2 separate regions of the Mus musculus genome follow, and region 2 is linked to region 1. A link is a loop called in an ENCODE intact Hi-C map of the cell type or tissue named here. Cell type or tissue: left cerebral cortex. All regions are shown on one strand. Links, peaks and the distances in the headings refer to the core of each region. The heading gives the core; the rest is flanking DNA.

Region 1 (5,857 bases), core at 602-5,601:
GAACGTCCCGATTGTTAACATGTAGGAGTGCATTCGTGATGGATGTTTTAATAAAATCTAAGTCAGTATAGGCAGTTTTGATATTTTCGATGTGGTCTAAGTGTATCTTCAGGAATTTGGTTTCAGCCAAGAGTGATAAGATTTTAGAGTACTGTACACCGAAAGTTTGGGGCTAAATGTCTCCAAAAACAAAACAAAACGAAAACAAAGAAACCCCCCAAAAGTCAAAAGAAAAACTCGACAGAAAAGATGCTTTTCTTCATGGCCAGCAATCTACTTGTATGATTATACTATGAAATCACAGAAATTCAGGGTGTTAATGTGATGTTTATTTAACACTTTGTGTGTGTTACTAGGTGAATGAACAGTTTACAGGATTTTGGGTCTCCTTCCACCGAGGGATCCAACTCAGCTTAACAGGTTTTGCAGAAATACTTTTCCTCATTGTTCAGCCTTCTGACTGTTTCTCGTCATCGTCATCATGATACCACCACCACTTTTTTTTCTTTTTCTTTTTTGAGACCGTGTTTCTCTGGGTAGCACTAGATGCCCTTGAACTCTGTGGACCCGGCTGGCCTCGAACTCCAGATATACCCTTGCCTCTGCCTCCCGAGTGCTGGGATTAAAGACCTACCCCAGCACCTCCTGTTTCTCATCTTTACTTTTAAAGATTAGGGTTTCTGTGGGTAAGCGAAAAGTATCATATACTAATGGAGGTTAAGAAGTTGTTTGAAGAAGAAAATAATCTGAGGCTTGAAAAGAGTAATCTGAACACAACATGTGTCAGCAACTGTTCTGAGTTCTGGAATTTATAAGTATGAATAATTTAAATGTATATGGGTGTTTGTGCACCATGTGCCCAAGAAGGCTAGAAGAGGGTGCTAGATCCCCTGAAACTGGGGTTTAAGGCAGTAGTGAGCCACTATGTATGTGCTGGGATGGGCCTCAGGTGCTCTGGAAAAGCAGCCAGTGCTCTTAATGAGTGAGTGAAGGGTTCCTTGTTCATTTTGTTGGAGTTTGCTCTCATTGAGGTGGGAACTACGGTAGGGGTTTGAGCTGAGAACAGGCAAGACCTGAGTTAAATGTCAAAACAATGAATATAGATGTTTGATGAAAACTAGTGTCAAGGAAAAGTAGTAAGGAGGCTTCTACAACTATTCAGTTTGCGGAGGACATTGGTTTGGATCAGTGGTCTGGGCTATGAAAAATAGGTTCTGTGTATGGTTTTGCAGGTTTAAGGTCTACCTTTAAACAATTTTAATTTTAATTTGACCAAAAATGGGACTATGGGCAATATTAAAAGTATTGAAGGTTGGAGCTAGAGGTGCCTTGATGGTAGTTTACTGCTTTTGCAGAGGACCAGAGTTCAGTGCTCACTATCTATTTGGGTGGCTCACACCAGTTCCAGAGGATCTATACATACAAAGACATGCACATACTTAAAAATAACTCTTTAAGAGAAAGTATTAAAATTAAGAGAACAGTTCTCTGTATAATTTTAAATATAGTCTTCAGCCTACTCAAATACTAGGCTGAATGCAACCCAGACGCTATTGTCTCACAAAGGAGCAAGTTTTCCCTTTTATTTAGTCTTTTCCTAATTAATTCTTGCTGTCCTTCTGGGCCTTAGTAACGGACTTCTTGGAGCCCTTCTTCAGGGCGGGAGCGGACTTGGCGGGCTCAGGCATAGTGAACAGAAAACAACACCAAGAAAAAAAAATATTAGCCCTTGTTGCAATTTAAATAAAGCTGTGGCTATCCTTTTAGAGTCCTGAAATATTATGCGTTAACTATCCAATCAAAACAAGGTTTTTTCATATACAAGCTACCATTGGTTTAGGTAAAACTCTATGTGTAGCCAACGAGATCACTCCGTTTTCGCGCCAGAAGTTGAGTATTAGAATGGTGCTGTGGCTGCATCATTATACGCTGAACAGATCCTGACAGCAAGGTACCTACAATGTCTGGACGCGGCAAACAGGGTGGCAAGGCTCGCGCCAAGGCCAAGACCCGCTCCTCCCGGGCCGGCCTGCAGTTCCCCGTGGGCCGCGTGCACCGGCTGCTCCGCAAGGGCAACTACTCGGAGCGCGTGGGCGCCGGCGCCCCGGTGTACCTGGCGGCCGTGCTGGAGTACCTGACGGCCGAGATCCTGGAGCTGGCGGGCAACGCGGCCCGCGACAACAAGAAGACGCGCATCATCCCGCGCCACCTGCAGCTGGCCATCCGCAACGACGAGGAGCTCAACAAGCTGTTGGGCCGCGTGACCATCGCGCAGGGCGGCGTCCTGCCCAACATCCAGGCCGTGCTGCTGCCCAAGAAGACCGAGAGCCACCATAAGCCCAAGGGAAAGTAAGCCAGTGAGCTAAGTTTTTTTTTTTTTTTTTTTTTTTTTTTAAACAAAACCCAAAGGCTCTTTTCAGAGCCACCACTTCTTCATATAAGAGTCTAGTAACATGGTTAATTTAGCTTGTGGAAAAACCTATATTAATGTTTCAAGCACAAAACCATAATTCTGGTAGGCTGAGGTAATTCTTAGGCAACTGCTTTGTCTTCCTCACGCAGAGAAATATTGGATGTAGCATAAACATAGATTTACACGTTGCACAAAACTTTTGGTCTTGCAGTCCTCTACATCTTCGTATTGCTCCGGAGAGGCAGCAGACATTCGGGGTTGGGAGAAAATACAAAGGGTCTTACGGAAATTGTTAGGCAAGTCTTTACAAAGTCGCAAGATTCAGGATACTTGACCTGTGGTTCCTGTTACATTACTGCTTGCTTTGTGTCACTTTAAACACTCCTGGAGCAAAGACGTAGTTCGGCTTGAGTCAAGGAAAAAGGACCTAGGTGCATATTTTACATATAGCAAACCTGGTCTCTTTTTCTTCCTCCTTGGTTGCCACCTCTTGATTTGACCTGTCTCAGACCTTGGGGCCAGGGAACTCACCCAAGAGCAGTTTCCCAATAAACCTCCCTTTGATATATTCAAATCTGGTTTGGATTGGCTCATTTCACCGGCTGAGAAATAACGTATCATGTGCAGTCTAGGCACAAGAAGCGGGAAAATAAAACCAAAGGCGGGTAGAGAACATATTTTCCAGAGTGGTTTGTGGATATCTAGGGTCATGAGATTTCAAATTCAAGATTTCTTTGCCTCAAATTCTTTAAGCGACTCGATACAAGGATGGAAACATAAATTTAAGAAAGCTCGGGTGTGCCAGACTAAAACATGAGTGTAGCAGTCTGTACTAGCAGGAGACTGTGTGCAGGAGTTAACCAATCGGGTGTGCAGGAGTTAACCAATCACCACTTGAATTCCTCAGCCAATAGTACTACTGCGCGGGACACTTGAAAAGCAGACACGCCTATCAGGATGCTTCTCGGTGGGAAGGAGGGGTACGAGCGCGGGTACGTGTGTTGCGCGTGTGCGAACGCAAGCGTACTTAAAGGCCAAAGTGCGCTACTTAGGTATCTCACTTTTCCCTACGGTTACTTGCCATGGCTCGTACTAAGCAGACCGCTCGCAAGTCTACCGGCGGCAAGGCCCCGCGCAAGCAGCTGGCCACCAAGGCCGCCCGCAAGAGCGCCCCGGCCACCGGCGGCGTGAAGAAGCCTCACCGCTACCGTCCCGGCACTGTGGCGCTGCGCGAGATCCGGCGCTACCAGAAGTCGACCGAGCTGCTGATCCGCAAGCTGCCGTTCCAGCGCCTGGTGCGCGAGATCGCGCAGGACTTCAAGACCGACCTGCGCTTCCAGAGCTCGGCCGTCATGGCTCTGCAGGAGGCCTGTGAGGCCTACCTCGTGGGTCTGTTTGAGGACACCAACCTGTGCGCCATCCACGCCAAGCGTGTCACCATCATGCCCAAGGACATCCAGCTGGCCCGTCGCATCCGCGGGGAGAGGGCTTAAGGGTTTCTGTTAATCCACACAACCACTTTAAAGGCTCTTCTTAGAGCCACCCATCTTCCAAAAAAAGAACTGTAGCGCTTTTTCCAACTTGTGGGTATTAATCAGTTTCATTTGTGAAAGTGCTAGGTCTCCTTTCATCACACCGATCTATTATAAGCAAGCAATATTTTGGTAAGTGATATCTTTACCCTTTTTCATGGAAATTGTACTCTTAGTTAGCAAAGCATAAAGATTGGAAAACTTTGCATGGTTACAGTAATTTGGGCATTTACCGAATTTAAAAATAAAATTATTAGTTGCAGATGTTTACTTTGGAATTGTGAACTTTCTGAAGGACAGAACCACTAATATTGTAACTCAGAAAAATTAACTGATCTTCCAGTCTTGAAAGGGTTACAGGGATTTACCATTCACTTTATAGCGTGCTTAGTCTCCTCCCTACCCACTAATAGACCTCCCCCACCCTCTTTTTAAGTGGACTCATAGCTTAGGCTGGTCTGCAACTTTCTTTGTAGATCAGGATGATCTGTATTTGGGAGATCTGTTTCTCCTTCCTACTGTATGCTGGGATTAAGGTGTATATGTCTTGCCCTCCTTTGGGCTTTTTGAGATCCTGAATCTTTATGGCTCTTTCGTCACTTGTTTCACTTGGCTTAATAATCATCACCTCGAAAATTACAGCCATTTGGGCACTGGATTTGTCCTAGGTCATTATCACAGTGGTGTATGGTGTGGAAATATGAAGGCTGGTCTTTAGGAGATGTGCTAGTGACTATAATGGAAGACAGTTCGAACTCTGGATGCTGAAAACTCCTGTTTTCTGAACAGTATTCCATGGAGAGCCTCGAAGATAAAGCTGGTAGCTTTCACTTGTCTCCTTTCTACATTTTTACCTTTCTCCACTCGACAGAGCCTTCTGAATTTATTCCACAAGTATCCAGTACCCTTCAGAATACACTCTTTCTCGGTAAAGAGCCAAAGATCTGCTTTCCCACAAAGCATTTTTTTTTTTGGTTTTGTTTTTAAATATTTAATAGACTTTTTAAACAAATGAACAAGTGAGTCTTGATCTGCATTGCACTGGGAACTGGACTAGTGAGAAATTCAGTGAGAAATGTTGACACATCATAGATTTAGGATCTATGTATTTATATATTTATACATTTATGTACCTATGTGTGTATCAATGTACTTGCATACCTACCTACCTACCTACCTACCTACCTATGGTCTCTGAATGATGGGATTAAAGGTGTGTTACCAGGCTGGCCTGGAACTCACAGATTTATTTTGCTCTGGTCATCAAATGATGGGATTAAAGGTGAGTTGTGCTAAAGTACAACATGCTGTAGATCCAGACTCTCACTATTGTTCCTGAGTTCCATTAGCTTATCATGCCATGAGTGGTAGTGATTTGCTGGATGATGCAGATGCCAAAAGTTTATATATACACATAAAATGTGCTTTGTTGAAAAACTACAGGGGGCTTGCGGCAACATTTATTGCTTTAGGCTTTTAAAGATATTGACAGTGATAAGATAAAATGCAAAGAGGGGGTTGGAGTATGTTTGGTGGCCCATGCCAAAGTGTGCCCTTGAGAAATAAGCCATGTAACAGATTTAGTGTAAGAGGCTTAATGGGGAAGGAGAGAGTGAAAGGGTGACTCAGCGTGGGGACAAGAGGGAAAGCTAGAGGCAGACAGACAGACAGAGAGAGAGAGAGAGAGAGAGAGAGATTGGCAATAGAGATCAGAGTCATACTCAAGATGGTAGAAAGATAAGGGTGGTTGGTAGCCCTTTTATGTACAATACCTGGCCCGCCTGGTAGTGGCAGGTGAGGATTTAAGCTGTGTAATATCCAAAATGAATTCAAGACCACCCAATACCTTCCCCCTTTGAAAAGGACTTTCCAAACTGTACTAGAAGGCCAAGTGCAGAGCCAGAAAAGGAAG
Region 2 (5,857 bases), core at 318-5,317, 200 kb after region 1:
GGAGAGCTAGATCACACACAGCTATTTTCCTGGGGGAGATGGACAACTATCAGATGAGGAGGACATTCGTTCATTTCCCACGTAATCAGAGCAAGGTGACATGTTCTCATTTCTTTCATTGAAGCATATTGGTATGACGAAGGTGCTTGAGTTGTGTACTTTCAATAATGCCTTGCAATTCCCATTTCAAAGTCCACACAGGAAGGCAACTCTTAAAGTGGTTCTATTGCTAGCAATTAGTCCATCCCTAATCCCATTAGGCTGTTAATTCCCAGAGGACACAAGCCTAGGAGATGCTGCTTGCAAGTGCTAAACTAAGGTTATTACGTGAAACCACGCGGCCATTCTCAGTCTTATAAAATATGCTTTGTTTCACAAACATCCCTGAACTCAATTTGTATAACCTTGGGACTTTACCACGCTTTAGTGCTGACAAACTCATCACATGTTTTTATGTAGACATATACTTAAACAGAGATTTCTGATAAAATTAGGGGAACTTCCTTTGCCCCATGTATTAATTATACTAGCAGAGAGTTTATCTTGTATTTTCTCTAACAACAAAACCATGTTGTAGTTATTGAAATATGAAGCTGAAAACCTTAAGCTAACAAAGCAAAGTTGACTAGAATGCAGATTGCCATATTCCGAGGAACTGAGAAGAGATGACATACAGCTGTCCACTATAGATGACATGATAATTTGTACTTATCTTGTCTCTTATCTTATTGGTAAAATTGGTTACATTTTCTATTTCAAATATTTAGCTTGTTCAAATCTATGCCAAAGGTAACCTTTGGAAAGCCAGTAAGTTTACTGACATCTGCATCTCATAGTCTCCAAGTCTAGAAGGTCCTCCTGTACTAAGACAAACTATTTTCTAGATTAGAATTCCCGTGCACTGAAACTTATATCTGTATTGCTGCCAAATAAGCAACTAAATCCTCATCACTTTAAAAACAGATCTTTCAAAGACTCTAATTTGGCATTTGGGGGAGAGGAGGGCTCATATAGACTTTTAGGGTTCCTTTCCCTTCTTATTATCTTTATTCTTCAGAGCTAGACCCCTACCTTGCAAAACTCAGAGGGGAACCAGGAGCTTTAAAAATATAGCCCAAGGTCTCCCTTTATAGAAGTCAATGGGGTGCCCCGCCCCCACCAATGTAAAGCATTTTAAAGTCAGTGTCTTTAAATCAGATATTTAAGTCCTAACCCCCCCCACCACATTATACACCCCCAAGGCCTATGAACCCCCTCTCAATTTACCCCAAGTGTTTTATACTGGAAATCCCAGTCCTAGTCCATAGTTGTGGTGGGTCTGTAATCAGAAGTCACTAAGGACTTGTGTTACTTCCCTTGCGAAGAAACAGAATAATTGTGAAAATTTAGGCGGAAATCGTTTCATTTTTGTCCCTAAATTAAGGGAAGGATGTGCTCTATAATCCCTGAGAAAAAGAACTTTCAAGGGCAAAGGAGCGACCAGGTAATTTAGAAGAAAAACAGAAAGTGGTCTCTATCTACCCCGGACTTCCTTTGGAGTTGGGGGAATTAGGGACTCCTAGGCGCGTTGTCTTTAGGGATGAGGAAAAAATAAACATATATCCTGAAGCCTGAGACTTCTCGGATCCTTTACCGACCAAACTCGAGAGATTTGGTGCAAGATATTTTAATATTTTCTCCTTTTTGTGAAGTGTAACAAACACAAGTTGGGCGCAGCGCGGCTGCTCAGAGCTTGCCAGGCAGGCCGCTGGAGCACCAATCAGCGCGCGCCTGCGCTCTATATATACAGCGCCGGGCCCGCGCTACTCTATCGGCGTACTGCCACTAGTTCCTGACTTCCAGAGACTCATCATGTCTGAGGCTGCTCCTGCTGCCCCCGCTGCCGCGCCCCCTGCGGAGAAGGCGCCTGCCAAAAAGAAGGCCGCCAAGAAGCCCGCCGGGGTGCGCCGTAAGGCGTCCGGACCCCCGGTGTCCGAGCTCATCACCAAGGCTGTGGCCGCCTCCAAGGAGCGCAGCGGCGTGTCCCTGGCTGCGCTCAAGAAGGCGCTGGCGGCCGCGGGGTACGATGTGGAGAAGAACAACAGCCGCATCAAGCTCGGCCTGAAGAGCCTGGTGAGCAAGGGCATCCTGGTGCAAACCAAGGGCACCGGTGCCTCCGGCTCCTTCAAACTCAACAAGAAGGCGGCTTCTGGCGAGGCCAAACCCCAGGCTAAGAAGGCAGGCGCGGCCAAGGCGAAGAAGCCCGCGGGAGCAGCCAAGAAGCCTAAGAAGGCGACTGGTGCTGCCACACCCAAAAAGGCGGCCAAGAAGACCCCGAAGAAGGCGAAGAAGCCCGCGGCGGCGGCTGTGACCAAGAAAGTGGCCAAGAGCCCAAAGAAGGCGAAGGTCACCAAGCCCAAGAAGGTCAAGAGCGCGTCTAAAGCCGTAAAGCCAAAGGCTGCCAAGCCCAAGGTTGCCAAGGCCAAGAAGGTTGCAGCCAAGAAAAAGTAGGCTGCCTCCCCTAACAATCCAAAAGGCTCTTTTCAGAGCCACCACTCCCACTTAAGAGCTGTGACATTTGTGTGATTAATGAAGCAAGGTTGCAAGGGACTCGATCCCGGCAGCACTCGCTCCCCCGGTGGGATGGGTGGGGTTGCGTGTCCCACCTAGACTTGTTTGTGCTGGGCTGCTCAGGAAGTGCTATGGGCTGGAACACCCTCCCACGGCTGTCAGCAGCAGAAAGCAACCCTCGGCGCTAGTTCGTATTGGACTGCAAGGTGATTTGAAAGTTCCGCCCTGCTTGTGGGTTGGCTCACTCCGGCCCAGGACTCTAGTTCTTCGTTTGATTGGGCGCCATCCCGAAGTTTGAGCTTCCTGCCTGGAGAAACGCATCCGGGGCTTGTAGGTGGCTTCTATGCTCAGCCTCTTGTGGGGGTTAGCCTGGAAGTTTGGGAGAAGGTGGGGTGCTGGCGCCAACGAACTGCCTTCCTTAATATTAAAGACATGGGGTAGCTGCCGGAACGACTAGCCTGCACAGTTAAGTTGGACTCGGGACTGAGACGATTGCTTCTCGTACTTTCGGTTTGTTTGCCACAGCGATGGAGTTGTGGGTTGAACTGCGTCACAACCTTTTGTCAGCCATTTTTTTTTCAAGTTTTTTACCATTACCAATTACACTTGCTTTGCCTTATTTTGATCAGCATAGTTGTAGATTAACTTTGTTTTGCCTCAGCTTCCCGAAGCGCTTGCTTTATACGTGTGTGTCGTCACTGAAGATTGACCTTGTATGAATACTGAGGTTTCTTGGTAATGCTTTGTACAATCCAAAATGTTAAATTGGCTATCTGTTGAAAGTGTATGCTTCTAATAAAAAGCGTTTAGTTTTCATTCACTGTTGGACTCTTTCATACCCACAGTCTTTGAGAGATTCAGATTGCTGATTTGTTGCAGCCTGGATCATATTTCTGGTGTACCCTATAGTGAGATGTGAAACGTGCTTTTTGGAGACCTAAACCAGAAATTTGTTCAGTGGATCCAGTGTTGATTTCAGTGACCTAAGTGTTTAACGTGGGAAAGCCAGATCAGAAAGTAAAAATCCGTTTTCTCCCAGTGTTTTGAGCCCTCACTTTAAATGAGCGAACAGCTGTTTTAGTACAGAGCATGATAAATAGACCCATCTTCCCAATTCCATGCCCTCGGGACCGACTCTCTCGATTCTTCCCAGCTTTTATTTCATGTTTGTCATAGGTTAAATTCCTCGAATAACCTGAATCTCAACTTTCTGCGTCTTTTTTTGTAGTTTCTAAGGTAGAATTAGACAAACTCTTCTCGGTGCTATCGTCAATGTGGAGGATACTTGGTACGTAGCAATGATTCAAATATTGTTTGGTAAACTTATAATAGGAAATAACTAATTCTCACAACCTTTTTGTTATTTTTGTTGCTGTCAGACCACCCCCACCCCACCCCACTCCACCCCACCCCACCTCACCCCCGCCCTCTCCCAACCCCATCTCTGAGATAGGGTTTCTCTGAATAGTTATGGCTGTCTTGGAAGACTAGGTTGACATTAAACCCTCGCCACCTCTAGGCCTCTTCTCAAAATCTTTCAAGTCTTTCCGTCTATATTCGTTGTTAAGGGGACTGAACGTGCTAGCAGTTATTCTACCACTGAAATGTGTCCCTGACAATGTATTTGAAGATATTGTTAGTATCCCAACACTCAGAGAAAAGCTTCTTGGTATTTTTATTGAGATTGTGTTAAAGCACATTTGTGGAACTAGCAGTTTTCTTATGTAAAAACAAACATGTTATCTATCTATAGATCTTTGAATTTTCTCCAAATATGTTCCAATATTTTTAACCCTAGAAGCATCTTTATGTTGTTCGCAATAATAATTTATGAAATTTTATTTCTGTAGGAACAAAGAAAGTGGACATTAAAACCACTTAGTTATTGAAGCCATCGCTGCACAAATGAATTAAGAATTTTAGACCAGGTCTGTTCATTGATACATAAGGTGAGAACAGATCCATGCACATATGTAACTTTAAAATCGAAAAGCAGTATTCATAGGGAAAATCCATTTTAAATCTATTTAAAATCCATTTTAAATAACATACATCTCAGTCCAGAATGTATGTTATTTCTAATGTTCTACTAGCTACCCATGACTGTGGAAACAATATAGATCAATACAACTTTAGAATGACCTCAGACCTTTCCTCTACATCTTTGTTTATGATGAGAGTATTTGAAAATGTGTATTGTTAATAAGTCATATAATGAAATAACGAAGACAGTGTGTCTGATTATTGGAATCTCTGAGAACTCTTGGTGAGGCTGGTCTAATTAGTTCTAAACTAGGTAGGGCTACGTAGTTGAGACCCTAAATGAAAAATAATTAAAAATTAAAAGGTGGAACAGTGGTCACCTGATGTTAGATGACTGGAGTTTGTCTTCTAAGCCACCAGAAAGTCTTACAAGAAAAGTAAGAATAGAACTGAGCAAAATTGCAGGGAAGGGCCTGGATAAAAGATGGGCAGAATTTCATATTCTTATCCCCCCTCCCCTCTTCTGAGTTTCTCATTTCCTCCTGGGTCCTGGTGAAATGAACTCTAGTTTCTGGAAATACCTCACTGACCAGAATTGAATCACTTAGTAGCTACTGGGAGATCTAATTGTGATGCTAAATATAGCTCAGGGTGTGGTGGCAGGTTTGTAAAGCTGACTCTTAGGAAGGTCAAGTAGGAGGATCCTGGGTTGTAGACAGAGCAAAGTCTTGTCAGAAAAAACAAAAACCAAAAGAAAACCTGTTGAGTGTGGTGGCCTTTAATCCTAGCACTCTGCAGGACAGGAGGGTATCTCTGAGAGTTCAAGTTCAGCCTTGTGTATGTAATAAGTTCCAAGGCAGCCAATGCTATGTAGAGAGACTGTCAAAAGAAAACAAAAACAACAAACACATACAACAACAACAAAAACCAAAATAATCAACCACCCAGCCAACAAACATGTTACTTCAAATAAAACCACAGTTTTTAAAGTAAGACTGAGAATGTGGGTATGTAGCTCAGGGGTAGACTGCTTGTCTGTCGTGGGAGATGCCTTGAGTTACATCACCAGTAAATAATTAACCATAACCATCACAACAATAAAATGATAATAATAACAAAGCTCAGATTAATGATAGTATTCAAACTATCCACTACAGTGCACCTTCAGATATTTTCCAGTTCTACACATTGATTGGCTTTCAGCACTCCAAGAGTTAGACATGTAAAGAATCATTCCAAGAAAAGAGAATTGATTTTCTAGTTTTCATTCAGTGCTTCTTTGGGTTTCAATTTATTGGATTTGGATATTTATATAAATCTGAAT

What was found. A loop is a pair of places that touch in the nucleus more often than their neighbours do. Peaks named below come from ENCODE experiments on the same cell type or tissue, not always from the same donor. Only the 100,000 strongest peaks of a DNase experiment are listed, where the experiment ranks them.
Region 2: a loop joins it to region 1, with 3 times the contacts of the local background. A loop is called at or near these places in 5 of 42 quality-filtered maps.

Annotation. Positions count from the first base shown.
Region 1 is chr13:23,531,951-23,537,807 of GRCm38, forward strand. H2ac10 (H2A clustered histone 10) reads left to right here and starts at 1,925. Exons shown (of 1, transcript NM_175661.3): 1 at 1,925-2,428. The coding sequence starts at 1,961. The coding sequence ends at 2,353. H3c8 (H3 clustered histone 8) reads left to right here and starts at 3,468. Exons shown (of 1, transcript NM_145073.2): 1 at 3,468-3,959. The coding sequence starts at 3,496. The coding sequence ends at 3,906. In left cerebral cortex, for the core only: a CTCF peak has its summit at 3,361; DNase peaks (open chromatin) are centred at 1,872, 2,237, 3,039 and 3,333; H3K4me3 peaks cover 2,800 bases; H3K27ac peaks cover 500 bases.
Region 2 is chr13:23,736,998-23,742,854 of GRCm38, forward strand. It overlaps H1f2 (H1.2 linker histone, cluster member), which reads left to right and starts at 1,810. Exons shown (of 1, transcript NM_015786.3): 1 at 1,810-2,534. The coding sequence starts at 1,852. The coding sequence ends at 2,490. In left cerebral cortex, for the core only: CTCF peaks have their summits at 1,853 and 2,748; DNase peaks (open chromatin) are centred at 1,130, 1,810, 2,220 and 2,808; H3K4me3 peaks cover 2,630 bases; H3K27ac peaks cover 2,846 bases.